Linked DNA regions of Mus musculus: region 2 is linked to region 1. Evidence: chromatin loops called from intact Hi-C (ENCODE). Cell type or tissue: left cerebral cortex. All regions are shown on one strand. Links, peaks and the distances in the headings refer to the core of each region. The heading gives the core; the rest is flanking DNA.

Evidence for each region. A loop is a pair of places that touch in the nucleus more often than their neighbours do. Peaks named below come from ENCODE experiments on the same cell type or tissue, not always from the same donor. Only the 100,000 strongest peaks of a DNase experiment are listed, where the experiment ranks them.
Region 2: it touches region 1 in a loop (7-fold over the local background); 5 of 42 quality-filtered maps call a loop at or near these places.

The regions. Positions count from the first base shown.
Region 1 is chr16:92,691,622-92,706,571 of GRCm38, reverse strand. Runx1 (runt related transcription factor 1) reads left to right here. Exons shown (of 8, transcript NM_001111021.2): 3 at 10,835-11,088. Among named protein-coding and RNA genes, the nearest start is that of Gm30281, 63 kb to the left of the region's middle. In left cerebral cortex, for the core only: a CTCF peak has its summit at 7,764 (motif pointing left); DNase peaks (open chromatin) are centred at 8,387, 9,162, 9,762, 10,736 and 1 more place; H3K4me3 peaks cover 1,927 bases; H3K27ac peaks cover 666 bases.
Region 2 is chr16:94,083,590-94,098,539 of GRCm38, reverse strand. Sim2 (single-minded family bHLH transcription factor 2) reads right to left here and starts at 13,280. Exons shown (of 11, transcript NM_011377.2): 1 at 12,550-13,280; 2 at 4,158-4,240; 3 at 1,284-1,373. The coding sequence starts at 12,724. Gm31175 (a long non-coding RNA gene) reads left to right here and starts at 13,396. Exons shown (of 6, transcript XR_876272.2): 1 at 13,396-13,516. In left cerebral cortex, for the core only: no CTCF peak of the experiment used is centred there; no DNase peak of the experiment used is centred there.

The DNA of each region.
Region 1 (14,950 bases), core at 3,951-11,950:
TTACCACAGTCAGAACTTTTGGAAAATGTGGCTTGGTATGTGGCTTCCGAGTGCTGGCGCCCATACTCACCCAAGCACAAGCAGTGTCTCCTGAGCCTATCAGGAAAACTGAAGGTCAGTGTGCTAGTTCTCCACTGCTATCAGACCACAAGTTTAAACACCTCAGTTTAACGAACACCCAGTTATTAGCTCACAGTCAGCACGCCCACTAGTCTCCCTGGATTCTCCATCAAGAGGTTGGCCAAGCTAAGCTCTTAACTTGAGTCTTTAGGGGGCAATGTTCCTCCAAGGTCACACAGGTAGCTGGTGGAATGCAGTTCCATAAACCTCAAGAAAGACAGGCCCTGCTTCCTTGCTGGCTGACTGCCAGGGAGAGGGTCAGAGAATTAGGACCTCTCTCTCTCTCTCTCTCTCTCTCTCTCTCTCTCTCTCTTATACACCGACTTCTGTCTTCTTCAGCTCGAGCAACAGCTGGCTTCATTCCAGCCCCAGGCAGAAAAACTTACCATTTTTAACCGTCTCCTTTGGCTACATTGTAGCAACTAGGATCAACTCTGCTTGCTGACTGGAGTCCAACTGAATAGCAACCTTAACTACTGTAAAAAGCCCTCCGTCTGTTAACTGTTCTACAACCAGCTCATATGGGTTCCTCTCCCTCACTGTTCTGTTTAGAATGGACAATCTTAAGAGTCTATTTTAGGATTCTTCCTCATATTCTTGCTTCTGCTTCCTAAGTTGCTGGCAGAGTAATTGAATCTCTCCTGGTTGAGGATAAATGGGGGTGTGGAAAGGGGCCAAGGATTGCATACTGAGGAATGTTGTTCTACATAGAAACCTGAAGCCAGGGGAAGGTGGCCTCTTACCAACCTCACCCTCCATCATTCCAATGCTGAGACACCAAGTATAGTTCAAAGGTCATCTGGGAGACATGGAGACCATGATGAAGTATTAGGATAATCCATGAGAGGGAATCTAACCTGAGCAAGAAAGCTGACACATCCCTCCGCAATCAGAACAGGGAGGGTGCTCCATAGTCCTGCAGCACAGAGCTGAAGAGCTGGCCCTGGGTTCTGGGTATGTAGAGATGCAAGGTTAGCAGAAGCCTGCTAGAAGGACTGGTGTAGAAAAGCTGTGGGAATCCCTTGTCAGGGTATATTCGTAAGAAATCTGACAAGAGGTCAGAGAATTAGCCCTGGAGTGGGAGCAATTGGGATGGGCATGGGAAGAGGAGAGAAATCATAACAACCAATGCTAAAAAAAAACTACTCAGAGGACTTAGCAACAAAAGGAAGGGAGACACAAGTAAGTCCATGGGTTCGAATTCAGAGACTTGGTGTAACTACAATGAAAGCGGCAGCGGCAAAGCCAGCTTGACATGCAGGACACAATTCTCAAGTGTTCTCTCTCTCTCTCTCTCTCTCTCTCTCTCTCTCTCTCTCTCTCTCTCTCTCTCTCTCTCTCTCTCTCCCCTCCAGTCACCTATACACTTTTGGTGGACTAAATTTCTAAATTACCCACTCGGCTAGGCTGTATCCTTGGATGTAGTGGAACCCATTGTCTTCATATTGAGGTTCAGTCCTCTCAGCTTATGTGAGATACCACACCCCACCCTCCAACTCAGTCTCTACTGGCAATGGCACAGTGACCTGAATTACAAGTGCCTAGCTTTGCTCTCTACGATCCTCCTCCCTGGAGCACCTTTGTCCAGCTCACCTCAGCCTCTCTAGCCCCTTCTCTGGGATTCAGAAGGTAGAAGCTCTATTCATCTTCTAAGTCAAGGACACATCACCTGTGTTAGCACCAAAACCTCTTCTAAGCATCCCCAGGTGCTGCTGCCCCGTCCTCCCTTGTCCCTTCCCTCTTGTTCTCTGGACCATGCACACATGCTTGCCAGTAGCCATGATACCCCATTTGCTGTCTGTTATTTGTCCTCTGTCACCAATAAGCCTAGAACCCTGACACATAAGGACCATTCTAGGAAGGCTGGGAGAAAGAAAATCAAATATTTCATGCTCTCAGAGAATCTAGGAGTTACCATTTGGAAAGACTAAAGGTCAGAAAAGACTAAAAGCCTATTATAGATTTTAAAATCTCTCAACCAAATAGCGATTGCCTGTCCAAACACTCTCGGTGACAAGAAATAACTACAGGATAGAAATTCTACATATCTGAGATTCCCACATGAAGAATTTTTGAGATTTTTTTTTTTGACAAAATATCTCTGCATAGCCCTGGCTGTCCTGGAACTCACTCTGTAGACCAGGCTGGCCTCGAACTCAGAAATCTGCCTGCCTCTGCCTCCCAAGTGCTGGAATTACAAGAAATGAGGAGGAAAGAGGGGAAAGAGGACATACTAACAGTTAAATTTTTCTCAAAGCTGTCAATTGTACCTAAGAAGAAACATAGTTGGTCCATGCCTGTGGCTGTGCATGGGCTTGTGTATGTGTGTGAGTGTGTATACCAGTGCCTGTGTGTGCACGTGTGCATGTGTACATGTGTGTGTGTTCATGTGCCTGTGTGTCTGTGTGTACCAGTGCCTGTGTGTGCACCTGTGCATGTGTACATGTGTGTGTTCATGTGCCTGTGTGTGTGTGTGTGTGTGTGTGTGTGTATGTGTGTGTACTCACATCTGCATGGGTATGTGTGGTGTGGGGGTGAATGTGCATGTCTGTGCATACTTGTGCCTGTGTGTGCACACTAAATCTGCATGTGTACATGTGCGTTCATGTGTGTCCACAGGCAAGTTTCCTAAGCTCCCTAAAGGGGAGGCTCCTGGCCTATAAAATGGGAGTGACTATAGGATTCCCAGGATTAAGCAGGGAGACAATTCAATCACTGCTGGTTCTATGATGGCATACAGTGGGCAAGGAAGGGAGATCATGTCCTATCTAGCTTCCATTAATGAGTATGTAGCCTCTCGTCTCTCTCCAAGCCCCAGGGTGGCATCTTCCCCAGCTCCTGGAGGTGGAAATCCCTTCATAATTCCACAGGTTTGCCTTTATCTATAAGTGTCTGTTCACTGAGTTCAGCCAGTTTCCCTGTGTCCTCAAGCTGATGTCACCCAAGCGCAGAAAGTTCTTCACAGTAACACACAGTCCTCTCCAAGCACAGTCGCTTTTGCCACGTTGGCTTTTCTCTAAGAATTGTCGAAGTATTAAGTGTATACATAGAGATCTGCGCTCCAGTCTGCTTTTCCAACCACTCAGCCTGAGATGGAGAGGTGTCTCTGGGTCTCAAGAGAGAATGTCCAGGGGGTTGGCTCTACCAGGTCTCTGGAATAAATTTACCTGTCCTAGTCAGTCCTACTGGGTCAGTCTGTTAGGTCCAATGCTCACCAGTTAGAACCAAGCTTGCCTTAACTTCTGAGTCCATTTGTTATTTCTTACCTCATCTTACCTTAATAATTAGTGCAAATCGTTCTGTCCCTACTGTGTTCAAAAAAAGGAAACTTTATGGAGCTTTTTTATGCCCTTGTAAACCAAGATCTTTTAAAAATTATTTTAAGGTTGTTCCTTGGAGGCCACACATTTAAGTCCCTCAGTCTGTCATTAGAAGGCAGCCCTGTGGAAGCCTTTCCTATTTTATTTGCTCTTTTTTGCTTTTGCAAAAAATATATGACTGTGGAGCTGCAAACCTTGACCTCCTGCCTATTTAAACAGCGTCTGGAAATCTGAAGTAATTAGCTCTCTTCTTCTTCCTCTTCTTCTTCTTCTTCTTCTTCCTCTTCCTCTTCCTCTTCCTCTTCCTCTTCCTCTTCTTCTTCTTCTTCTCCTTCTCCTTCTCCTTCTCCTTCTCCTTCTCCTTCTCCTTCTCCTTCTCCTTCTCCTCCTCCTCCTCTTCCTTCTTCTTTCTCTTAGTCTTCCTCCTCCTCCTCTTCCTCCTCTTTCTCTTTCAGTTCGTCTTCCTCTTCCTGTTCTTCGTCCTCTTCCTCTTCCCATTCCTCCTCTTCCTTTCCCTTCTCCTCCTCTTCCTCCTCCTCTTCTTCCTTCTTCTTCTTCTTCTTCTTCTTCTTCTTCTTCTTCTTTTTCTTCTTCTTCTTCTTCTTCTTCTTCTTCTTCTTCTTCTTCTTCTTCTTCTTCTTCTTCTTCTTCTTCTTCTTCTTCACAACATCGTTGATAAGCCGTCTTGTCCTGCTATGGAATGTGACTACCCAAATCCTAAGGCATTGAGACCGACCATGTGCCCTTACTGTCACTGGGTGCTGACCACTGTCAGTGTACAAAGCTAAGGAAGGGTAATTTCTAACTCACATTATCTGTAAATACTCAAGGGAATGAGCACAGTTTTGGTGTGGGCTTCCCTGTACCTTAGAAGCAGCAGACTGCTGGGAGGAAAGTGTCTTCCTGGGATCTTAGCATATGCTGATGATTTCCAACAATATTTAAGGCTGTGACATTTCAAGAACGAGTGGTGTCAATGTAAACAAACTGCTTTCCTAGCTGAAAAGAGGAAGGGAGAGGGAGGGGAGGGAGGAGGGAACCAACCAAGGGGGAGGTGTTTCTGAAATGATCTACCACTAGAGGAAAGCAATTGGAACACAGAAGCACCAGGTAATCTCTTTTAGAAAATGTATTCTGAATTGTTTATTTGGATAAACACTGGCTTTAAGGAAATAAATTGTTGGAATGATATTCAGATTTTTTTTTCTCCTTGTGCTTAGCCTCTGCCATGTTACTGATTTTAAAACCATTTTGTATTAAGCTGGGATTTGGTTTTAATCTCAACTGGAGTTCTGAGTCATCCCCAGAGCTTTAGTAAATACTTCACATGTGTTCATGCATGCAGCTAATTCATGTGTTTGTGCATGCAGCTCAGAGCTCCTGAGACACGGAGATTCCGAATTCTGAATCCAGCACAGACAGGAAGCGCACAAAGCCGCGCTCTAGACAGATCACAGTCCACTTACGTGGTGATTGACTATTTTAATTTTGTGCCAATGATGATGGATTTATTTGGACGGTGATATAAAACTCCCAGTGCTCAAAAAGATGGCAAGTGATGAAATAGGAAAAGTAAAAGAATTCAGTAGAGAATCTGTTTTTTTTTTTTTTTTAAGCTGGCAAGTAATGGAATTATTATGAAAATTTTAGCTTTCTGTTTATTCACGGGCTTATTTTTATTTTCTATTATTTTGGAGTGCATACATAAAGTGAATCCTAGAGAGGCTCATGGTGTGTTAGAGTCCAATTTATATTTTAATGAAGTATATATTCATATACACATATATGTATGGTTGTCTATTGATGTGTTTCTATATATACTTTATGATATCATTTTGCCAAATAATTAAAGCTTTTTTGCTGATTCAAATATACTTAAAAGGAGCAATCCATATTGTAGCTGTCATACCACATAAAATACCCCAATGAAATCTTAAATGATACCTTCAGCTCTATGGCGTTCACCATTCACACATTCTGCTGTTATTAAATGACTGTGTGACTCTCTGAAAAAAATGTGGCTTGGCTTCCGTCAACTATGACAGAGTTTATTACACTTGTCAGAGCAACGGTGACGCAAAATTTTATGAGGACAAAATGTTTACTAAGCACCACGAATTTTGTGGGAAAGGGAGAAATATTTTCAATTTGCTCCTTGTAAGTTATACAGGGGTTGGGGGGGAAAGGTATGAAGCTAGAATTGAGTGTCCCCCCAGCACAGCATAGAAATATTCAGAGAGGAAGGATACGGTGCAAGAATTGAGGAGTTTGGTCCTAAACAATAGTAAACAAATGTGAAAAGTGACATAATCGTGCAGGTTCTTCACCTGAGAGAAAAATGTAAGTTCCAATGTCGAGAGCCAGACAGCGTGGACAGCTGCTCGCTTATGTAGTGGTTACTGCTCACTGGGATAGCTCAGTGCCTGTGAAAGGACCAACTGCAAGGAGTTGGTCTAAAACTACAGTACACTCAGAGGAGGAGGGGGAGGGGGAGGAGGAGGGGGAGGAGAAGGAGGAGGAGGAAATAACTTTAAAACTATTACATGCTTAGAATCTGATTTAGATAGAGTATTATATTGGAAGGGTAATTTTGATTTAAGAGAACTATTATATATTTTGGAGATGATTTCATAGAATAAGCACACAAAACTTTCAGTTTTCTGAGACCACTTACAGTTAGCCAGTCACGTAAGGATGTAGAAGAATAAGTCAATAAAACCGCTCCGCCCTCCATTGAAATGGTTGCCTGCCTCTCACTGAACCAAACACTACTTTTAAAATTCATGGTAGAAAGTCCAAATCCTGTTGTGCTCACTTTTAAACTTCCCCAGCAACAAATTTGTCAGACTGTCACACAGTAGCAGCTTAAACAAATCTTTCCCTCGCAGTTTTTTTCCTTTTTTTTTTTTAATCATGTAAATTTTAGTGTCACTCTGGGGGAAGCCTGGAAGTGAAAGTTGTAAACCTTTCCTTTAGCTCTTGGTGAGGCAAGCGAGAGAAAGTGTGCATTGACAGTGAAATGCGCACTCTGGGTGGGAAGGAATTCCTCATTTCCCTCTCCCGCTGCAGGACTTGCATGAACTCTGTCCAAAGCCGCAAGGACTGCGCGTTCATGGTGCCCCTCGGTAGAGTCCCAGCTGCGCGCTTGCTGATTGCTATTTTGCAGCAAAGACGGGGCGATGATTTTGTTTGTCTGTGTTTTTCAAGTGCGTGTCAAGTGGCTCAGTGACAACCCACACAGGTCCAGGGATGCCCGAGGCCGGATTTTTGCAGTTTTTCGTTGCTTTATCCTGATCGAGCTTCGAACTAACTGAGTTACTAGCAGTAACTCAGCTGAGCAGCGCTCAAGGTGCGAACCTTGAAAGCCAAACTTGGTGCCTGTGTTCATGTAACTGTCTTTCCTAGGCTTCTGCCAGACAGACAACCCTAAACTCCATGCGCAGTTTGAGGTTTGACCCCAACGCGATTCCTTTAATCTTTTGAAGGGCCGGAGAGACACCCTTTCCCCTGGAGTCAAGGTCGAGCGTTGTCTCTGCCACACTGTTCTGATGATGCCCTGTCTCGGTTGGTCTGTGTGGATGTGCTTGGCTGTGGCTCCAGGAGCACTAGATCTGAAGTCGGCTGCTCAAAAAATGCATTTGAGGGGAGTCTAGCTAGCTATTTGAGGGAGTCTCGCTTCCACTGGCCATGAACTCTCCAGTAAATACGGCACACCAGAACCTGGCTGCACTTGGAAGCTGTGGCCCTGGCAGGGGAGCGCAGGCAGCGGGATTCGACCCCTGAATTGGGACTTCTTTAAGATTCGTTTTAAAAGAAAAGCAAGGAGGAAAAAATGTCTTCCCAAAGCTCCGGATCCCCCCAAACGCCAGGGGAGCACTGAGCTTTGCCCTGCTGTCACGATCTTTGTGCTGAAGGAGGAAAGTCGGGCCCACTCGGGAAAATACAGAAGGCTGGAGAAGTTGAGCCTTCGCTGACAATCGCTGGACACCTGAGGAACTCATGGTCCTGAACTAGCATAAGGCGGAGCCCAGGCAAAGAGGCTTTGAGAAGAGATGAGACCCTAATTTGGGTGGATCACGACAGTAGAGACCCACCAGCCGGGGGATTCCCATGCAAGCTGGACCGGCTACCACCGGTCTGAGAGACGGGGGCGCTCAGGTGGGTTCTGGTGGCCACTTCCTAATGTCTGTCCCCAAACTCACAAGATCGACCCTAAGGACCTCCAGGTGAGACTGATCCTCGCGCCGTCGGGGCGTGCCCAGTGCCCTGCTCCGCTTCCCAGGACGCCTAACGAGGGCCGCTGCTGCCCCCTGGCGTCCGGTCTGAGCCCCGACATGACCGTGAAAGGCCTGCCTGATCCTCCATGCCGCCAGCTCCTACCCGCCTGGGGCAAGAGAAGCCACCCCAAACTTCAGACAAGGCCTCCGTGCCGGGACCTCCACAGCTTCTTCCTCTTCCACGGAACCCAGGCTGCGCAGATGCGTGTGGAAGGAAGACACACGCGGGGACCAGCCAGGGACCCGAGCACAGATGAAAGTGGAGGGGTTCGGTCAATATGTGGACAGTAGCGGGCTCCATGGAGTGGGTAGTAAGAAGTTCCGGAGGAAGCAAGGCCCAAGAGAAGTAAGGGACCCCGGAGCACAGGCCAGCTGCTCCGGCTGGGGACAGTAGCCGGCAGCGAGCCAAGCAGGAAGGAGACCCTTAAAGCTCTTCGGCGAAAATGCCCTCGGCGCCGCGGGGACGAACAAGGTGGGGGAGGTGCCCCTACATTGCTTAAGCGGAGTGGGTTCGTTGCCTGAAGGAGAGCTCCGGACTCCCGCCGGAGCTGGAGGGTGGATTCGAGCTCATGAGTTCGGGGTGGCCTGAGTCCCCCATGCTTTCAACTTTTTTTGTAGTCTAGAGTTCTTTGAGGCCTTGGTTAGAAAACTATCTCCTCTCCAGCCGCTGCGCACACTCAGAACGCGGCGCGCTGCGTAATCAAGCCGCAGCCCAGCCGCAGAGAAAAGACACTAAATAAAGCAACTCTGCGAAGGAGAGGATGCTTAAAACCCAAAACTTCTGCGGTGGAGCAGTGGCTGGCCTTGTTTAAATGACTCGGTGCCACTTCTCCTCAGCTGCTAGTCTGGCCCAGGGAGGCGCTCAGAGCTTCCCCCACTCGGCCATCAGCCCTCCAACCCTCTTGCGGCCGAATCCCACCCTGTCCTCCCAGGACCCCAAGCCTTGGCTCATGGACTGCAGTGCAAGGCTGCCTAGGGACCATTCCCGGATGCCAGCCCAGGTCCCTGAAGCCTCGCGGTGGCAGCTTTGTGTCCAGGGAGCACAGGGCGTCTCCCTCCCGCTGATCTCCAGGCCCAGGGCTTCTCCGGACGCAGCCCTCGGTCCCCAAGCCCGACCGGTCTCTCGATTCCTGTTTCGGGGTCTCCAGGACCGAGGCCACCAGTGGCGCCGCTGCGCCCGGCAAACCCACCCAGGGCGAGTGCAGCACCGCGCGTGGCTGCCTGGCGTGGGATCTGAACCTGGGCCTGGCTTCGGGCAAACATGGCAGCGTGTGCCTGTGGGTGCGGGGTCGGCGTGGGTGCGGGAGCTGGGGACGGTAGGGGCTGCCACCGAGTCCCGGGCCGGGCAGCGTACAGTAGCGCGCGGGGGCGCGCGGGCCAATTCCAGGAGCGCGGCAGCCGGCCGCGCCCAGGCTGATACCGGAAAGGCCTGTGATTGGCCGTCGGTCTCCTCTATGCAAACGAGCTGAGGGAATGGAATTCCTCGGGTCGGGCTTACAGTAAAAGCACGTTCATTTCCAGGCACTCTCATTCATAGAGCCAGCGGGCGCGGGCAGGACGGGCGCCCCGCGGCCGGACCCAGCCAGGGCACCACGCTGCCCGGCCCCGCGGCTGGCACTTCCATCCTGAGCTCCCCGAGACGCAAGAAAGTCACCCTTTGCGGCTCTTTCTAGATCTGCGTTGGACCTTCTTGTTTTCCTTTCCTTTCCTTTTTTTTTTTTTTTAATTTTTATTTTTATTTTCCCTTTCTTACTTTTGAATGAACCGGCTTCTAGGCTTTGGATGTTTCAACTTCTAGGCTGTGAACTTTTCTCCGATTGTTTCTTTTGACAACTGCGGGAGAAAGTGTTCCGGAGTTCCAGGCGAGCGGTGAAGTTGCGTGTGCGTGGCAGGGTGCGTGGGAGTGAGCGTGTGTAACTCGAGCCTACTGGTCTACGGTGCCTCCTCCCAGGCCCGCTCCACCTGCTGCGGTTACACGGTGCTCGCTCGTGGGTATTTGTGCGCCCCAGCAGAAAACCAGCCACCGCCGGGCGACGTTGGAGGAAGATCATCTTGCCAGACTCTGGGCTGACTCACTCAACCAATGTAGACAGTGGCTGACTTCCGAAGAGTGCGAGTCTGCCTGTGTGTGTGACCCAACTGCGGCTCAACTCCCACCAAACCACAGGATCAGCCACAAACTTAACCAGCGTTCCCAAACCAGAGTCCTCAGCTGTGGGAAGCTCTACCCTGAGTGTCATCGAGTTTGACTTTTTTTTTTTTAAGATTAGCTACAGATCTTTGTAAAGCACTGACCATTTATTTGGCCAGAATTTATTGAGTAATGACAAGTGATCCTATCCCAGCCTTCCAACTACTGAAGCTGATTTTCAAGGCTACTTAAAAAAAAAAAAACTGCAGCAAACATTAATGGATTTCTGTTGTGTTTAAATTCTCTACAGATTGTATTGTAAATATTTTATGAAGTAGATCATATGTATATATTTATATATACGAGCACATACATTAGTAGCACAATCTTTTAAAGTTACGGCTCTTGCTTTTGAGAAACGAAGTGAGTTTTTCATGGTAAGAGGGGCGCTCTGTATGGAAGACACTCCTAAGTTTTGTATTTTGTTGAGACTCTAAACAAAACTGACCCGCAAGAAAGAAAAACAAACTGACAGGCAACTAACTGCTGGAACTTCCAAATCTAGTTTTTGCTGGTCATTTTTTGGTTGTTGTTGTTGTTCTGCGCATAAATATTTTAGGACGCGTATGGGAATTTTGCCTCCGGGACCGTTTGTAATAGCCAAAGACTGAACTTCAACTCTCAAAGCGAGGCTCTGTTGGGCATTTGACTTTGAATTCTGGTTGCCCACTTTTTAACGCACTAAGCGGCCAGTTGCTAACCCTGCTTGGGTGTGAGGCCGATCCGTGTAACTAGATCTCAGTCCGGGACTGATGGTAATTTAGTCTCCTACCCCCACAACCCTCCGGTAGTAATAAAGGCTTCTGAACTTGTATGTTGGTCTCCCGGGAGCAGCTTGCAGAAGATCCGAGCCCCTGTCGCCGTCTAGTAGGAGCTGTTTTCAGGGTCCTTACTCAATCGGCTTGTTGTGATGCGTATCCCCGTAGATGCCAGCACGAGCCGCCGCTTCACGCCGCCTTCCACCGCGCTGAGCCCCGGCAAGATGAGCGAGGCGCTGCCGCTGGGCGCCCCGGATGGCGGCGCCGCCCTGGCCAGCAAGCTGAGGAGCGGCGACCGCAGCATGGTGGAGGTACTAGCTGACCACCCTGGCGAGCTAGTGCGCACCGACAGCCCCAACTTCCTCTGCTCCGTGCTACCCACTCACTGGCGCTGCAACAAGACCCTGCCCATCGCTTTCAAGGTACTCCTGCCTGAAGAGGGTGGCGGGAGGAGCAGGTGGAGGTCAGCCGATGGCCAGAGTGAGCCTAGGGGGCAGAGGCTAAGGCGGCTTCTAGAGAAGGGTGCTGCCTGTAGTAGAAGTCTCTGGTCCTTCTCACTGAGTTTGGGATGGGGGGGGGGATGCTGCGTTACCGTGGCGACCCTCGGGAGGGTCAGCCTCAGAGGTATCCAAGAGGGAGTTTTTTTAAAAAAAAATCAGGATAATTTCAGAGCGCCTACCAAGGGCCTTCCTTATCTTTGCTACGAAATAGAAAAAGTTAGAACCTTGGATCGGGCCAGTCCATCTTCCTTAAGGTTCCCCGAACCTCTGGATGAACACCCAGACCGTTTTGTATCTCTCAAATGAAAGCATCAGGAAATAAAATAAGAGATGCTTTAGTACCTTCAGGTCAGAAGAAAAAAATAAATAAATAAACCAAGGGAAACAGCCAGGGATCACACACACACACACACACACACACACACACACACACACACACACACACACGCCCCGCCGCCTTTTTTTTTTTTTTTTTTTTTTAAATCGCGCTATAAGATTCAGCGTGTCCAAAGTCCGCGGCAAGGAGTAGTTGGTTAAGTTTGCCAAAGTCCGGAGTTTTTCCGAGCCTGTAGCCTGCTCCTGCCAGAAGCCGCAAGTATTGAATCCTGTTGCTTTTTCTGGAACCTCCAGAATATTATCGCTGGCTCACCTAAATTAAGCCCCAGGCAAGAAAGGTGACAAGGTGTCTACCGACACCCAAAAAGGTCCAATCCAGCAGCTTTTCTGTTTGAGCAAGGGGCCTTGTAGACCCGGCAACTTCAGGTGGGCAGCTCACGTTGGTCAGGTCGCTTTTCACCCTGATCTTGCCCTAGCTTTGTGTTGCGTCTAAAACTTGGCTTTCAGAAGCTATATATAAACAACCTCGGGCGGTTTAAAAAAAAAAAGAATAAGAAGAAGAAGAAGAAAGAAAGAACCACCCTACAACTCTGGCAGGGAGCTGGAGGAATTTAGATTCTCTTCTTTGGTCTTCTCCTGAGGTGGGTTTTAAAAGGTACAGCTGAGAGCAAAAAGACTCTGTCAAGTTGTGTTTTTAAAAGGCTAAGAAGGCGGGACCCGAGCTGAAAAGGGAAGCTGCTCTCCTTTTTCTTTTTTCTTTTTTTCAATTTAGCTGAATAATTGTCTCATTTAGGAGGGAGATTAATTTAATTTAAGCTTTTCGTAGTTCCAGGCCTCAGCTGGATCTTGATCTAATTACAATGAATAGCGCTCACTTTTTGACAAGTGCTGTCCGGTTCCCCTTTTCATGCTAAAAAGACCATCCACATTAAAAAAAAAAATCATAGAAGTAGAATTTGCTGCTGACTCTGTCTGTAGAATTGCCACCTTTACCACTGTTGTGAAAGCAACTTTTTAAAGGGGTAGAGGTGGGGTTGAGAGTCTGAAGGGGAGCCAGGCACTCGGGTTTTCCTTCCCTTCCAAGTATTGGGGAATCCGTCCCAATTCCTTTAGAAAAACAAATTTAGCTGGTGTTGTCTTCTGTTTACCCTGAGAGGGACCTATCTGGGCTCAGCCCTAAGGTCACTTTCAGAGAACAGAGAGAAATCAAACTTATTGTAGTCAAGGAAAGGGCCAGTTAAGGTAGATCTCCCTGCCAGCCTAGCTAAAGGGACTGTGGCTTCCTTGAGGGAAGAAATTGGGTCTTTTCTGAGCTTTGTTGCTGTGGTTGTTGTTGTTGTTATTGTTGTGGTTGTGGTTGTTCTTCTTCGTCTTAGTCTACCAGGGAATCCCAGTTTATCAAGACACTAAATAACTGATTTTTAAAATGGTCTTCAGGAGTTGACGTGGTCCCGTCTTGAGCTACCACATGGAAATGTTTATTTTTCTTTTCAAAAGAATTAAAGACCTTACACATTGCCTTTACAAGCCACGAAAAATAATTTTTTCCTTTTAACAAAAATAATCACTGCCGTAGAGATTCCCCTTTACAAATGATTTTGGAAAGACCTCAGTGTGTTTCCCTGAGTGACAGCCAGGAGCCATGACAAAGGTCACGGTGGACAGGGAAGTTGAAAAATCAGACCTCTGGATTAATATCTGTCACCACCTATGCTGTCCCACAGAGGGACGGCTGCTTCAAGGAGCTCACCAGTCAGTAGATAGAATTTGCGGAGGGAAAGGAGATTTAAAGGCTGGGTTTAAGAGGAAGCTGGACTTGGAAACAGACCATCTTCCTTGCTGTATTTTCTATGGGCCCTGGCCCCTCTGTGTGCCAGCTCCTACCAAACACACAGAAGCAGTTTCTACCAACAGTCTTTACATTTACATGTGAATTAAGATTCCGGAATCTCTTTAGGGGTTAACCCTGCAGGACTTATCCTATTCCCTGCTGCCGCCACCACCCCCAGATAAAAATCGGATGATGTGAAGCCCTGTTCAGATCACTTGTAGAAGAGCATCTCCCGGAACCTTCCGGAATCTTGTTAAGTCCTCCGCTTTAATCTTCAGAATTATCAGGAGACTTACAATCATGAAGTCCCTTGAAAATTGATTAAAATTATGCTAATTAGTCCTCCCATCCTCCACCCCTCTTTCCACCTATAGACTGTTTATCTCAGCATAGAAGAAACACTTAATTTCACTGCCGAGAAACTGGGAAATCTGCTCCATACTACACAATATTTGCAGATACCGTCTACAAAGTTGTCTAGGTGACTTGCAGTAGATTTTATAATACTGTAATAAAAGAATTTGTTTAGCCCCTGGTACACCAGAGCACAAAAATATAAACATACCTTTATCAGGGAAGTTCAAAGACCATGGGTGCTGATGGAATATGCTTTCCAATAAATAAATAAATAAATAAATAAATAAATAAAATTCTGGCCGGAAGACCATGATCCCTAGCTATGTGTTAAATGTCATCTCAGATAAATTCTACGTTCCATTCCACAGCCTCTTTGAAACTCTGGAAGATTAGAGAATTTGCAGTAACTAAGTTGTTGCTTTAATTTCAACCTGTAAAATTGTTGGAAAATGCCAGTTTCAAACTAAGAATAGGCTAGCCAAGAACAGTGCTGGGAAGTCCTCAGAGCAGAGAAGACAGCTGACATTTGGCCCAACTTCCTGATACTTGAAGAACAGAGAAGTTCAACAAAATATGAGCTATCTTGGGCCAGCAAGTCCCTTCTTGTCTGTTTGGTCTGTACTAAATGTAAATGTTTCTCTTGCCTTACCTATTGTTTATAGCTTTTTACTGCAGACACTGCTTTGTATTTCTGTTTGAAGTTTGATTTCTTTTCATTATTTCTATATCATCTCTCAGTGACAAAAATCTATATCAAATTGGAAGACATCTTAGCTTTAAATAAAACAACAACAGTGCTAGTAACCTAGCCTAGGTGTGCTTGTCATTGTTTTAAGTACAGAGTTAAATGTCCCTGGATTTAATTTTGTCTCCTTCCCTTCTCCATCAAAACTCTTTGGAGATAAATCAAAAAGCCCAAGAAGTAGTAACCGAGCCACTGGATGCCCCCTTCCTGCTTCCTTTAGAAATGGGGGTGATGCAATTTAAACTCCTAATTTTTAGACTTTTGAATTCCAACATCAACAAGCTTTTCTTGGCCACCATGGTCCTCTTGTGCTGTAGACGAGGGGGCCTCATGGGTTTGACCTCTTGGTAATGAGGGATCCCTGGAACAACCATGGTAAACTGAGGCACGGTGGGGCACAGTGGGAATTCATGACTTGGCGTGCCTTTGGGCGCTCTGGAACAGGATTTATTCATTTTGGCCTCTTAGGAGATATGGGCCCCAACAGTCAGGCATTCAGACTGGAAGCCCGGATG
Region 2 (14,950 bases), core at 2,811-10,810, 1.4 Mb before region 1:
GCAGCTCAAGAGAAGAACTAATATTGGCTTTCCAGTTCTAAACCGGGACACTTCCACCACCTCCTCTAAGGGCCAGGAGTACCGTGAAAAAGGCAGAAGATAAAGTCTGTGAACTCATCTTCTGGATGATGCACAACTGCAATCCCGAGCTCGTAGTAGCTGTGTTTGCCGCTATAAAATGCCTTTGTGCTGGATCTGCATGGAACAGGCCCATCAACCTATAGCCAGGCTGGACTACAGGCACGGGTGAGGGAGGGGCTTGGAGGCCCCACCCCTCCCCGGTGCCCTGCTATTGGTTACTGATCACAGACAGTCCTTGCCTTTGCTTGTCTACTCCCTGGTGAGTGGCGAGTCCGCTAGGCTCCAGTGAGTAGCTTCAGGCCAGCAGTCACACAGAAACCCCCAGTTAAACCCAGTGGATCACAAAAGAAAACAAGACAGGCAGGAATGTGGGAAAGGTCATAGGGACGTGGGGCAAAAGAGGCAGTGAGGGGTGCAGTACTCAGACACATTAAACACACTTGAAATCCGTCAGAGAACAGGGTTTTCAATGTGCCTTGTGACCACGAGCCACGGGTGGAGTGAATAGGAGTGACCTTTCAGCCTCTCCCTGGCCAGATGTGCCTTTAGCCCCCTAGCAAACTCTCTGGGGACAGACAAACTAAGCTCAGCTCTTCTTCTAAGAAATGGCACTCTGGAAAAGTTCTGAAGAAATCAGGACCTTGCAAACAGTAGTGAGCTGGATTTTATGACTTTCTGTCACAGAATGTAAAATGCTTACTGAAGCAACCACCGAACTGGGGGGGGGGGACCTCAGGAAAAATGACCCTGAATTCCACGGGAACAGCCCATGAGCCCACCCTGCCCTTTTAACCTCCCCAGGGCACATGCTACACAAAACCCAGGTTGAAAGAGCGCTTGCCTCTTGATCCACAGCAATGCCAGATACCACAGGCAGACAGTGAACAAGGATAGAAAGGTCCCCCTTAGGAAAGCTCTTTTTGGTACCACCTGACATTACTAAATGACAGATCAGGAAATCTGATTTTTAAAAGACTGTAAAAAGTGATCTTGGAACAGAGCTGACCGCAGCTGAGACGTACTGACATTAACCTCAAAGGAAAAAAGAAAGTAAAAATGTAAGTCGAGGGAAGCCCACGGAGGGGGCTTCACGATTATACATTATCCTCGTTCATAAAAGCATGTGAAAACAGGTTGGGCAACGCCATCAAGACTGTTAACATTTAATATTTCAATGGTCCATGGAATTAGACAGTACCTACCTGGGACAAGCCTAAATGGACAGAAGCGGTCTCAGATATATACATGATTTTGCCATCAGAGGCCACCACGAACACAAATCCATCTAGAGTCTGTAAAGAGAAAGAAACAGTGTGAGAGACTGCAGTTAGACATCTCGCAGTGAATCCAGCAACCAGAAGACTCTGGACTGGAGGAGTCCATTAAAATGAGAAGGGCTGGGGGCGGGGGGGGGGGGGGGGGGAGTAAGTGCCTTGGGGGAGGGTGTTTGCTTAGCATGCCTGGGGCCCTGAGGCAAAACTTTATGTGTGCATATTTGTTACAGGAGAGACTAAAAGTCCAGGGCCATAAGGACTGCAGGTAACAATGCTCAGAGCCTGATCCCCAAGCCAGGATCTCAAACGCTTTCAACGCACTTTTAAAACAATCTCACATCCACAGTACAGAGACCACGCAAAGCACTTGGGAAGTCCTAACCCACTCAGCTTGAACGCAACCGTGGCTTTATTGTTTAGCCTTATTTAGCACTTAGAACGAATCCGAATCTGGCATTCTATGGTTCTTAGGGGAGCACCTACCGCTCCACAGGCCACTTAATGTGGGAACTGGCAGTGGCTTATACCACTAGGACCGACCCTTTATTTGCCACGGTTTTCTAGTTACCCCTAAGTACCGTTAGAATAATAAATTCCTACCATTGCCATTCCCGAGGAAATAAAACAAAATGTTCGATTATTCTACCAGACCGTGTCTACAGAGTCAAGCATTTAGACTTTGAAAGGGATCAAATGACCTTTGCCAAAGTCAAGAGGAAAAGAGTACCGACTTCTGAAAAATGCAAACGAACCCAATGAAATTCTGATTTCTGTCTAAGCTGGCTAACCTTCCAGAAATAACGTGAGATTGTAAAAAGTGATCCAGACAAGAAAGAGAATAACAACCGCACCATCAAGGGGGAAAAAAAGACTAAATATTTTTGAGAAGAAAAACCTAATACTGTATTTACTCATTCATATTTTAAGATCAGGAACTTTAAAGGGGGGACAATAAAGTTGCTAAAAGCTTCATACAGCATTCAATTGTACACCCATAAAAATATCCCAAATTAATTTCTGGCTACGAATACTATTTTTACAGCATGTAATTGAAACCAGATTACTGTTGAGTTTCTTAAAAGAAAAAAAAACCCACTCCCTTAAAGGCATGGAATGGTCAAAAAAGTGAAGGAAAAATAAAATATAAAGATATCCTCAACCTTCCGCTGAATCGAAGTTTACTACCAAAATTCTTTGCCTTCTAACCTGTCACTACCTTCATTACACTATGGGTTAAAAAAAATCACTTTTAAAAACGTTTCTCCGTTTTAAACTCAGCCATGTTGTATTTTTTCCTAATGGAATCGGTGACATTTCAAATATGAAAAATAAAAATCAATTTCTGGCGTTTTAATCTGAATGCTGGGCTCGAAGTTCGTTTAAGAAATAACAAGTGGATCTCTCACTGTATCTAAGGAAATGAGTGGAAGTTTACAAAGTTACGATTAAAAATTGAAAGTCGCCAGCAGTAGCTTAAACAAACAAACAAAAATCTGTTCTCAAAGGAAGTGTGGAGTGTCACCAACTAAGGAATTACACACTTCGAAGACATCTAGGGCATTCACACTATCCACCGGGTTTCTCCTTGGTACCTCAGTTCTTAGATGTCCCTGACATGAATGTCACTATATGAAGGGGGTTGAAATACGGAAAAAACAGCCGGCTCCTGGCTGCGACCGTGGAGTGCGCAGGCTCGTGGCTACTACCCTACACGTCTGCTACGAAGTTCGCTAAGGCTTCAAATGCCGCCCTCCCACCCCACCCCACCCCCACCCAGGATGTGCAGTTTAAAGGCTATACCCTGGGTTTGTGGCAAAGCAGTTCAAAGATCTGGGGGATTTGTTGTTCTTTGCTGGTCGCCATTAGGGCTTTCCGCGAACTTTTTTAAAACACAAAATAGAAGAAGGAAATGCAAAATAGCCATCAGTGGGCATTTTTTTGGTGGCAGAGACAAATGACAGGAGTGCGGGGAATGAATCGCACCGTTGACGGGATTCTGAGGCCAGCTTTTGAGATGGGAGGGAGGCGGCGCTGTCCTCAGCTACCCCAGGGGCTGATGTGGAAAGTGGCCTCGGGCGCCAGAGCTGCGCAGCTACAACCGCAACCCGCACGCGCGCGCGTGAAGTCGACATAGTGATAGAGGCTGGGGAAACCCAATGCCTGAGAATACCCCGTATTTGAGTTATTGATATGGGTCACAAAACTGGACCAATTCTGGTTGCAACCTCGTGGATGTTATTTACAACTTCCGTGTCTTCAATTTCCCTCTCAGAATAAAATTGGGAGCGCTGGGGAGTGCAGCGAGGTGGAAAAGTTTTGAAAAGAAGCGATCGTAGGGTGGGGTTGGGGAGCAAGGAGAGACGCGGATTCTGCTTCGGCTACCTCAACTCCCCTCCCCCACCCCCTCCCCGCAAAGCTAGAGAGCCAGTGCTCTCTGTTCGCAAGCCGGACGGCCGTCAATTCAGCTCTGCCTCCCCGACAGTGACCCGTCTAGGTCTGTCACTGAGCGAAGCAAAAGTGCCAAGGACTTAGTCCCGCTCCGGGCGCCGTGTGTCTCTGACTAAACACTGGTACTGGAGGGGTACAGGCTGTGGATAGCGCTGGCATGACACTGCAATCTGGATTTTAAAGATTCATGCCTGGGTCCTGGTCTTTTTGGACCAGAGGCACCCCCAGAAGCCTGCGCTCCGGTTCCCGGTCCCCTCGTCCGTCCGTCCCCCACCACCACCTCTGAGGCCTGGAGGCGCCGCAGGGGAACCCTTCTCACATCTGAGGGCGAGGACACTTATCTCGTGGTTCTACCTGCAGCAAATGGGATCCCAGCTCTTTTGCCACGCTGTCCAGAGGCCCTGTCCTGCTCGGCTGTCCCCACGCGTCTCCTAGACCTGGGACAAGAGAATAAGGCAAATAATTTAATTGCAGCACCTATAGACGCAAGGGCTCCAGGCCAGGCATGTGGAAATCCACCCACCCCGAGCCTGGGCGCCCTCAGCTCCAACCTCTACCCGCACTCCCTGTCCCCCTGCGTAAAAACCTGAATGCCCACAGCGGAGGTATAGCATGCCTTTAATCCTAGCATTAAAGTAGGGGAGGCAAAGTCAGATTCTCTGAGTTTGAGGCCAAGTGGGTACAAGAGTGAGTTCAGATAACCAGGGCCACAGAGAAGTCCCATCTCAAAAAAAGAATACACACAATCACACACACGTACACCACAAACACACACACACACCACCACCACCACCACCACCACTAACTACAACCGGAAGACAAACTTCCTCCCGACCCATAATTCTGGGCCCCCCCCCCTCCGTGCATCCCAAGCCCAGTCGGGCCCATTACTCCTGAGGGTCGCTCACGTGTTCATGCTTCTGAAATTGCTGTTTTATTTGAAATGCCACAACGTAATCTTATCTGCTTTAAAATTGGCCATTCTGGAAGCCAAACGGGGGTATCGATTTGACCCGTAAATACTCCCCGTGGATCTGCACTGCCGCCCTCTTCCCACTCCCATCGAGCGCAGCCGGCAAAGATAACCATCAGGTCCTGTGACCCTGCCTTCTGGGAGCTTACAGTTTCTCCCGGAACCGGTCCTTTTCAATCCCAGAGTTCCAAGCTCCCTTGGTTGGCTTTTCTGGGCACTTGCTTGTTCTCCCCATCCCCTCCACCTACAGGGGACCCTTTAGGAACTGAGGCTTCCCACCATCTCCCTTCTACCCCAGAGTGCCGTGGGAAAAGAGAGCCAGGCCCTTCCCGAGTCTCCCTCTCCCCACGCCCCAGGGTCGGCTGCTAAGGGCAGGTAGAGGCTTTCCTCTGCTCTCTTCGAAGACTGGTGGCCAGAGCCTCAACCTGAGCTCTGAGCTCGAGCCTTCGCCACATACCCGAATAGAGCCCAGTCGGTACGTCCTCTGGGGAACTTCAAGCAAGGTCAAATCTCTACTTGCCTGTGTGGGACCACAGGCCAGAGGAGTCTTGATAAGGCTAGACACTGTAAGCACACACCCTGGCCAGCCTTAGCAAACCTTGTGGCTACAAAACCCCTCAATATGGACAGGTTTAAGTGGGTTCCTTAAGAGTCGCTGCTGACTTGTGGCCTCTGATCCTCCAACCTAGGAAATAGAAAACGGGCCTTGAAGTACAGTCCAGGCTTCCTGAAAACTGAAAAAGGGGTGACCTCTAATTTCTGCTCCCAGAGAGAAGTGGCTATTTACACAATTCCTCCAGTGCCAGGCAAAGTCGTAGCTCATTATCCCTGGCCCCTCTGCCTCTGCCTGTGAGCAAGGGTCATTTTGTATCGGCTCCCCTCCAAGCATCGCACACTAATCCCCCCAGAGCACCATTTGCTTCAGGCTAGTTACTTTGTTTTGTGGAGAGGAAAGCTGGAGTATCAGATCTTTATCCCCATCGAAACAGCCACTGGAAGAACGGAGGTATAAAACCTCCAGAGGTTCACAGAGAAGAACGAATTTAGTAAGGATCCAGGAAACTTAGTTTCTGAAAATGGACAGATGTGTCCCTGGCGACTGTCCTCTCCCATCTCCCCGGCCTGCCTGGGTTTGTGTGGTCCTCTGGCCAGAGAGCCATCCCTGACGATGCAAGTTGCTTCTCTTTCTCCTCAACGTTATTGACTTTTCCCAGAGTCTTTGGGGACTCTTCTCATTTCAGAGTGATCTCCCCCACAGAAGCCTCTGTCCCACTTCCTGGAAAACCCCTGGACGGTCTTGACAGCACAACAGCGGAGCCCATGGCACATAGGACTCTTTTAGGTATAATTCAAATACCCGGATGTTTTTGTACCTCACTATTCTTTTCCTGTAACTTCTTGAAAATGTGCCCCTTTTGAATCTGGCAGGAGGTGGCTGAGCTGCACGGGACAATTCCCCCACCCCACCCCACCCTACCCCCCCAGCCCCAGTCACCTCATCCCGGGGTAGTGGCTCTGCCAGCGGATCCATTAGGAACCGCTGTGGGAGAGGTATTTTCACTCAGCCCGTAAAAATATACTTTGGGTTGTACTTAGGGGTGGAATAAAGTAAGGTTTGTCATGAAAAGAAGAATCTCGGTCCTGGAAAATGATAGTATACCACTGAAAACTGAAGCACCAGGTAAATGGCCCTTATTTAGACCTAACCGAGGGATTTGTGTATTTATTTGAAAAGTGGGGATGCCTCCAGGGTTCATAGCTAATAGTGGTCCATTTCACTGTACCCTAAACCCTCTCCTCTCCTGGAAGGGAACACAACCCCCCACCCTCACCTGCAGTTTCTCAGTCTTAAGACTGGGTTCCCCAACTGCTGTTCTCTCCTGGAGAATCCAGGAGCCCCCAGGTAGAAGACCAGGTTGCATGGAGAAACCCTAGAGAGAAATTTCTGAGACCACTGGGGAGGGAGCCAAGTCCAGGTGCCCATTTCTAGTGGCTTCCTCTGACATCCTGGGGTCAGCACTTGTCTCCATATTGCCTGCCCTTCAGCTAAAGCTTAGCAGACCACCAACATCAAGAAGCTAAATATGGTCCCTCCTCTCTTGGCCCTTTGGTCAGTTAGTTGGTCAACCAAGGACTCATGAGCAAGAATGAGGGTCTCAGCCAGGCTCTTGGGGATACCTCCAGATGCAAACCATAAAACACAAGCACTGAACTACAAAACAAGACATTTAGAACAGACTTTCGGAGACTGGCTGCCCACTTGCAACTCAGATGCAAGGACCCTGGGTTTGCACACACCGCTGTACCAACAAGAAGGCTCACTGTGACCAGGAAGAGGAGATAGGTCCTGATCAAATTAAGGCCTGGGCACTGGTGAACACTGTGGGGGCTCCGCACCCATCCTCTCTCACCCCTCAACACTGGGCGTCTAAAAGTGGTGACATAGAGGCTCCCCATAAAGGCCTTGAGAAATGTAATGGAATTAACACCTCCCTCCTTCTGTGGAGGGGACTGTCTGGCCCCCACCCTGCCAAAGACAGAAGAGAGTATAAAACCCAGTTAGGGAGCCTTCTTTCTACATCAGAGATCTGTTCTCCTGCTCCCCCACCCCCCACCCCTCCCACCTCATCCCTGGTGTCCAAGGCATCTCATAAATCTTGGCCTTCAGGCCACGCCAAGACCTCTAATCTGCTCAACTCTAAACCTCATCTTCTTGGGACTAAGATAGGGAGAACAAAGGTGGGGAGCACCAGGGGGAGAGCTTCCAAGCCATTGCTGCATCTAATGGCCCCTGGTCCTCCCCTTCCCCAAACAACAGTCTTGTAGAGTGGGGAAAGAGGCCATGTTCCTGGAGAAGGCAGCTTCAAGCTGGTTCCAGGCCTCTGAGGCTGTCCAGATTGCAAATCAAGCCTGTCAGAGCAGGTGGGGGTGAGGAGATGGCCGCTTGATTTTCTTCACACAGGTCTGCTGCAGGAGCCAGCACCCTCACAGTATCTACCCACATGGATCTGTTCTCTCTCTCTCTCTCTCTCTCTCTCTCTCTCTCTCTCTCTCTCTCTCTCTCATGCGCAGAATCCTTGCCCTGGATAGGGCTTGGTGGCCAAAAGGGCTATAGCCTCCTCAGGGTTAAAACGGTGAGGCTTGAGCTCTGGCCTTCTGGCTTGTTCCCCTGGAGAGACCACAGCTAGTGCTTCCTCTCCAGTGCTCCTACCTTAGAGTCTTTCTGCTCTCTCCCAGGTCTCTGAAAAGCCCTTTCCTGGCACCCATGCCCATTTCAATTCAGCAGGTCAAGAGATGCTGATGGTGGGTGGTGAGTAGGGATGCCCGAAAGAAGACCTCCTCCTGGGTTGCTGGGACAAGGAAAGGGTTGGCTTCAAGCTTTGGGTGTCCCACCACAGGCAAGAGTGTACACACTCTGACCCCAGGGCCAAAGACCCCTGAGATAACAACCTCCAAGGCTGAATAAATACTTAGCCCTAGTTTAAGTGTGGTACCCACCAGTGGTGCCCAGAAGAAAGCTACCTGGCAGAGCCCAGGGTCCATAGGGGAAGCTTTCTTTCTGTGAGCTGCATTCCCAGTCTGCAGTGCCAGACTCTCTCTCTCTCCTGCTCCAAAGCCAGGGGCTGCATAGCAGGCCATGGCTGGACTGACCTGGGAGCTTCAGGCCTCAAAGTGCGAATAAAGAAATGGTTGTAAAGACAGATGGGCGTGTGCGCATAGGCATAGGGCAAGAGTGTCCTCGCCAAAGTCTTGAAATCAAATCATTTTGAGAAAGCATGACCTAAGTCCAGTGCCTGTGGGTATTTTGACAGAGGTGAGGGTGTGTGTGTGCAACTGAATTTAAAAGCCAAAGAATTTGGTTTTGGTAAAATTCAGACCTTGAACACTACCTCCCCCCACCCCCCACCCGTGTGTGTGTGTGTGTGTGTGTGTGTGTGTGTGTGTGTGTGTGTGTGTATTGCTTTCTCTTAAGTACATTGGGATAGGCACCTATGCCTCTCCCCTTCCCACATGATAAGAAGGCAGGAATGGAGACTCCTGATCCTGAGCCTAGTCTTGGGCCAGTCTCTCCTGCCAGGGTCCAGAGGAAGAATGCTCACTAACTAAGGGGAAGCTCATTGGGTCTCTCCTGCAGGAGGTGGATTGGTGGAATCTACAGCAGGGATGGCTCTGGCTCCCCAAAATTAGCCACCTCTATCCGCCCCATATTGAAAAGCTCCTCCAGAAGCTGGACCATGTGACCTAACACAGCTCAGGCTGCCACAGCTCTGTTTACCCACTGAAGTGTGACCCGCTCTTCCCTATCTCTAGCCCTTGTTACAAAGCCAGCCTTGATGAGATGCCCCCTCCACCCCATATTAGTTTAGCACTGGAAAGAAAACAGAGAGATAGAAAGGAGAGGTCTTTAGACACCAGACAGCTGCCCCTGTACCCTTGCTATTCAGGTGTTTCTGCGCACAACAACAAAGTAGTGTTCCCTTTCGGTTGCAAGATTCCTCAGCTCTTTTCTCACCTGCATCCACAACAATGCTGTGCAAATACTGAGTACTCAATGAGCCTGTTTTACAGAAGGCAGAATTGTCTTCAAGCCCCCAGAAATAACTGGAGGTATTCCCCAAGCTGCAGGAGACCTCGCTGCCTGACCCTTTCCAGTTTCTCTTTCTACTGGTCTCTGTACTGCTGGAGTATAGGCATTCATCATTGCCTGCCATACCATACCGTTACCGCCTGCCACGCAGTTACAGCATAAGCTGGATGGTCGGTGGGCTTGTCCGCCTTTGGCTTCACATTTCCCAGCTAGGAAGGGTTCCACTGCGGCAGCGGCAGCCCAGCGGTTCTTCACTTGTGGGTCACGATTCATAGCAGTATCAAAATTACAGTTATGAAGTAGCAATGAAAATAATTTCATGGTTGGGGTTCACCACAGCATGAGGAACTGCATTAAAGGTTTCGGCACAGAGACCCCACTGCTCTGAGGCATTAATTCTTCCCACTTCCAAAGTCCCAAGCTGCTCTTCTAGATTCTTCTTTACCCAGTAAACACCCTTGCTCAAGGCAAAAATTGTATTTGGCGGATAGATTCTTGCTCAGAGTCTTTTCGACTTGTGTGGAAGAACTGATCTAAAAAGATCCTGCCGGTGTCCAGTACTGCCCTGGCCACTAAGACCCTGAGAGCCATGGTCTTGGTTTGACTTCAAAGCAACCGTCCTCAGCCGACCCTGACCCTGGTTTCCCCAAAACAGGTTAAATCAATTACAAGAACACCTCTGGAGAAGGGAGTACATTATTTTGCATAACAGAGCTACTTCCAAAGACAAAGACTGCCCCAGACAGCGTGAGAACGGGTGCCACCGTGCCAAGTGATTGAGCAGTGAGTTCCTTACACCCTACCTAGGCTACCCTTTCTCCGAAGCATTCCTGTGACAGCATTGCTAGGAAGGGGTGTCGGAGTTAAGGCATTGCCTCCTTCCTTTTGCTGGCCTCACAATTTCGGAGCCATTTCTAGAGCTAAATGGTACCAGGCTGACCCCTTCAAGGAGTATCAAGCTTTAGAGTCACCTTCTATGAAGCAGAGGTGCCCTCCCCCACCCCACCCCCAATTGGGCAGCGTCTGAGCAATGCACTGGGGACGCTTGCTCAGGGCAGTGCCCACAGAAGGCCCACTCCCGCAGGAACCCAGAACGCAGCCAAGTGCCTTCTTATACACACCAGACTGAGAGCTTATTTAAATGGCTACTGTGCTATACACACAGCAGTGTCCTTATTTGCTGGCTAGCTCCCAAACAAGAATAGCTTACTTAGTCCTTTACCCGCAGTCCTCCCCCGCCAGTTAATCTCTGGTTTGTTTGAAATAACTGACAACATACCGTTTACTCTTCTGATAATTTTTATTTTTAAAACCCAGGAGGGTTTTAAAACCTCCTCAAGGCAGGAGGCCTGATCTCGAAGCCTATTTTGTAGCAAGCGGATAGGAAGGCTCCTTGTAGAACATCGGCTAACACCACTCTTCCGGGTGGAAAAGAAACCAACGAAAAGTTGCTGCTGTTGTAAAACCTAATTCCATATTTTAACCTTCCACGGAAACTTCAGACAGCAGCAAATCATCTCTCCTTCTCAGACCCAGGGGTCCTGACAGCAGGGAGCCAGGACCAAGAACTTTCAGCGCAGGGGGAGAAACCCCGAGGAACGTCCCTTGGGCCCAGCTGGGTATGCTTTAGGACCGCAGGGTGCTGGAGCAGGGCCCTCCCGAAGTGGGCCTGCCGGGCAGGGGCCGAGCCACCGCCTCTCGCTACCTCAGCTCCCGGGTGCTCTAAGTTCGCCGGCGCTTACTCCCGGGCCCCTCCGGACTGGAGGCTGGCACCCGCGGACCAGACAGCCGAGCTTCACCACTGTGGTGGAGGAAAATTCAGCTAAGACTCAGACAAAGTAAACACAGGCCGTGGGAGGCAGCCGCAGAGGGGGCTTACTGACCCCGCGCAACAGCACTGGTGGAGAAGCCCTGTGGCCCAGGGACACCTGTCGCCACCAGAGCAACGACTCTCCAAATCTCTGTCTTCCTTCCGCGGCGCTGGCTTTCCGAGAGGCCTGCTCTGCACTACCAGCCCTAAAGCCTGGAGGTGCTGGAGGCAACAGGCCTCGGAGCCCGGTGCTTTCTGACAATGTCAGAATCCCTCAGCCCCAGCCACAGACCCCAGACCTGATTCACTGCGGTGCCTGACCCAGCCGCCCGTCACCCGCTGGAGAGTGTCCATCCAGCAGGCCGCTATTTCCTACAAACCAGCGTCCACAGGAGAGCTGCGGCCCGGTGACAATTGCCCGCTGTAGCGCTTTCAAATCCTGAGATGTTACACTCAGGCCCACCCGCCACTTTTGAAATGATCCCTTTTCTCTTAACGGCAGCGTCCGAGCTTATCCAGTTTCTTGTCCTCCTGCCCGTATCATCGTTTCCCAGAGCAAAGGGAGGCAAGTTGGGGAAAACGATATAGGAGTCTCTCACTCGAATCTGCTCACAAACTCTCGGAGCCTCAGCGTTGGCCTGCGGTGCGCGGGCCTTCCTGTGCATTCAGCAGCTCAGAGAGGATAGAGCAGCGAGTCCTTGTCCACCAGCAGAAAAAGAGAGAAATGGAGGAGGGGGGAGCAAAAGCAGAGGCGAGAGAGAAGTAAGGAGAAGGGAAAAAATTATAATGGAGAGAGAGCAGGAGGAGGAGGAGAAGAAAGAAGAAGAAGAAGAAGAAGAAGGAGAAGGAGAAGGAGAAGGAGAAGGAGAAGGAGAAGGAGAAGAAGAAGAAGAAGAAGAAGAAGAAGAAGAAGAAGAAGAAGAAGGAGAGATAGAGAGAGAGAAAGAAAGAGAAAGAGGGAGAGAGAGAGAGAGAGAGAGAGAGAGAGAGAGAGAGAGAGAGAGAGAGAGAAGACCAGCATGGACTGGTATGGAAGGAAGGAAAGAAAGAGAAGCCAGTGAAAGGAGAGGAGGAGAGGGCCAGGAAAGAAAGGAAAGGGGGAAAGAACAACCGGAACGAACTAGCCTGCCTGTGTCAGCTTGGCAAACACTAACCCAGGAATAACGCTTGGTTTTCCCGACTCTGCCCAGAGCTTATACGTGATTGGATTGTCCCTCAGCCTTAGCTTAGGCCTGGGCCGAAGCCCCGGCGCGGCCTCCCCAGACGCGGCCACGGTAGCCAGGAGGCCGCGCGGGCTTCTCCGCGCACGGAAGCCTCCTTTCTGCAGCCGGCCGCTCAGCTCCCCCGCGCCTCGGACGCCCACCTGCAGCCTCACCTTCCGGGAAGACCGCGCGCATCTTCAGGTAGCTGGTGGTGAGTCGGATGATGGACGCTTTGTCCAGCTGCGAGGTGATGGCCGAAGGCAGCGGGAGCAGCTTGGCCAGCTCGTAAAACTCGCCATTTTCCTTCTCCCTCCTGGTTTTGGCCGCATTTTTGGACTTCTCCTTCATCGCGCCTCGGCTCTGGGCATATTAGACCTCGCTGCGCTCCAGGCCCGCGGAGTCCCGCTTGGGCTGCGGCAGCCGGAATGGGGACAGGGACGCCAGGGGTCAGGTGAGTCGGGGTGCCGGGCTCGGGCAGGTGCGGGAGACCGGCCTGGAGCACCCAACGTCTTCTGCAAGGCGCCAGCCCTGAGTCCGTCGCAAACCAGCTGCGCAGCCCCCCTCTCTGTCTGAGGCTGGAGGCTGGACCGTCCCGTGTGGACCTGATCCCAGCTCGCTCTTCCTTCTGGTCTCCAGTATCTCCCGCCTCGACCTTCCTGGGGCTGTGGTTGGCGGGCGAGCAGGCGCCGACCCTGTTTAGTCCTTAAAGGAGGGCTTGTACCCGCTGCCGCGAGGGCCCTCGGAAGGCAAGGGCGGCAGCGGCGGCGGCCGCCGCGGAGCCATGGGGCGGGAGCGGAGCGAGGTGGCAGTGGCCAGTGCCAAGCCTGAGCTCGGTGCGCTTTCCTGCCCTCCCCGGCGGTTCCGGCTTCCTTAGTCCGGTCGTCCGGAGCCCGCGATCGGTGGCGGGGCGCAGTTGCTCCGCGGTCCACGTGTGACCGAGCTGCGTTTGTTTATGGCAGACCCGCCTTCGGGCGGAGACTGGGCTGCGCGGGACCGCGGGAGGGGGGAGGGGAGGGGCCGTGGCGGGGGCGGTGAGCCTCGCCTCCGACCCCCGCCGCGGCCCGTGAGTCGCCGGCGCGCCTCCGCGTCGCCACCTCCAGGGACTGTCCCCACGAGAGACCGGCGCGCTCCCGGGGTAAGGTAAGCCGTGGTGAGTGCACGAGAAGCGTCGCGCCTACCCGCTCCGAGGTTGAGTGTCAGGGCCTGGGATCGAGGATGAGCGGCCGACGCGGTAAAGAAGGAAGGAGGGAGGGCTGCAGTGCTGGTTTCCACGGAGGCTCCGGGCAGGTCACCCGCGGGCGCGGCCCAGAAAAGGCGGCGCTAACAGCTGGCTAAGTGCCCGGCGACGGGGTGGCAATCCTGGTCTCACACTTGCACCTTCCTTGGGTGGCCGATCCGCGAGTCTAAAGGGGTGGCCCGAGGAAAAATTACTCCTTTCCCCTCCACTCATCCACACGCACGCGTGCACGACGCCTTCCAGGAGAGAGAGAGAGAGAGAGGGAGAGAGAGAGAGAGAGAGAGAGAGAGAGAGAGAGAGAGAGAGAGAGAGAGAGAACACGGGGTGGGCCAGAGGGCACGCGGGAGCGCTGAACCCAAGGGGCGCTAGCGGCAACAGGGCAATCGACTTTGGGCCAAAGCTTCAGGTCGACAATAATAGAGCCTTGGTAACCGGGAACGCTGATGCGACCCTCAGAAGTGGAGCAGAGGTAGCTGGCGAAGGGAGATTCAGTCACTGAGTGCAAGCATTCTCCCACTGCGCCACACTAGGTTAAATAATCTTGTGTCTTCCCTGCTGCTGAGGCCCGGATAGATGCCGGCACTACAGTCCCCTCGGGCGCTCAGGCGGTCGCGGTCGCCCGAACCCATCCACACTCCTCTTTGGAGCCTAAATCTTCCGACGCGGGTCAGATGCCATTTCCCAGGCGTCTTGGATCCCAGACAGAGACGCAGAGAGGTCTCAGCGCAGTTCTTTTTGTCGTCGTGGACCCCGTGGCTCGCTTGGTGGCTGTAAAGTTATAGGATGCAGAGAGTCTGACCTTGGAAACCCAGTGCCCGACACGGGATTTCCATATCCTGGCCACTGCTCCATTCCTCTCCCTCCAGTCCTCTTCCAAGCCCGAGAAAAGCTTGCAGGCCGACCAGCTCCTGGTCCTGCAGACTTCCCCACCCGCGCCGGGGGAGCTGGGCCTCCTAACCACTCGCGTGAAGCAGATTCTTCTGTCTTTTCTGGGTCCCCATTTGAAAACCCGAAGTTCGAAGGCCTTCGAGGAGTTGTAGACTGTCGTGGGGCTTCGGGCGGTTCACAAACCCCGGCCCTTCGCGCCTTAATTAAAAAAAAAAAAAAAAAAAAAAAACAAAACGGAAAAAACCGGTGCGCCAGGTGGCGTGAAGTCGCACCAGGCGGGAGCACGGAGGTGCTCACGCTTCGCGCTTGAGTTTGGAGCTCAAGTTTGGAGTTTGCTTTGAGTTTGGAGCTGGGTTCTGCGCTTGCAGGATTTTCTGGGTCCTGCAGTAGTACGGTGCACGTGTACGGAGCACGTTTGCCGGTGGTGCGGGTACCCAATGCCCAGACCT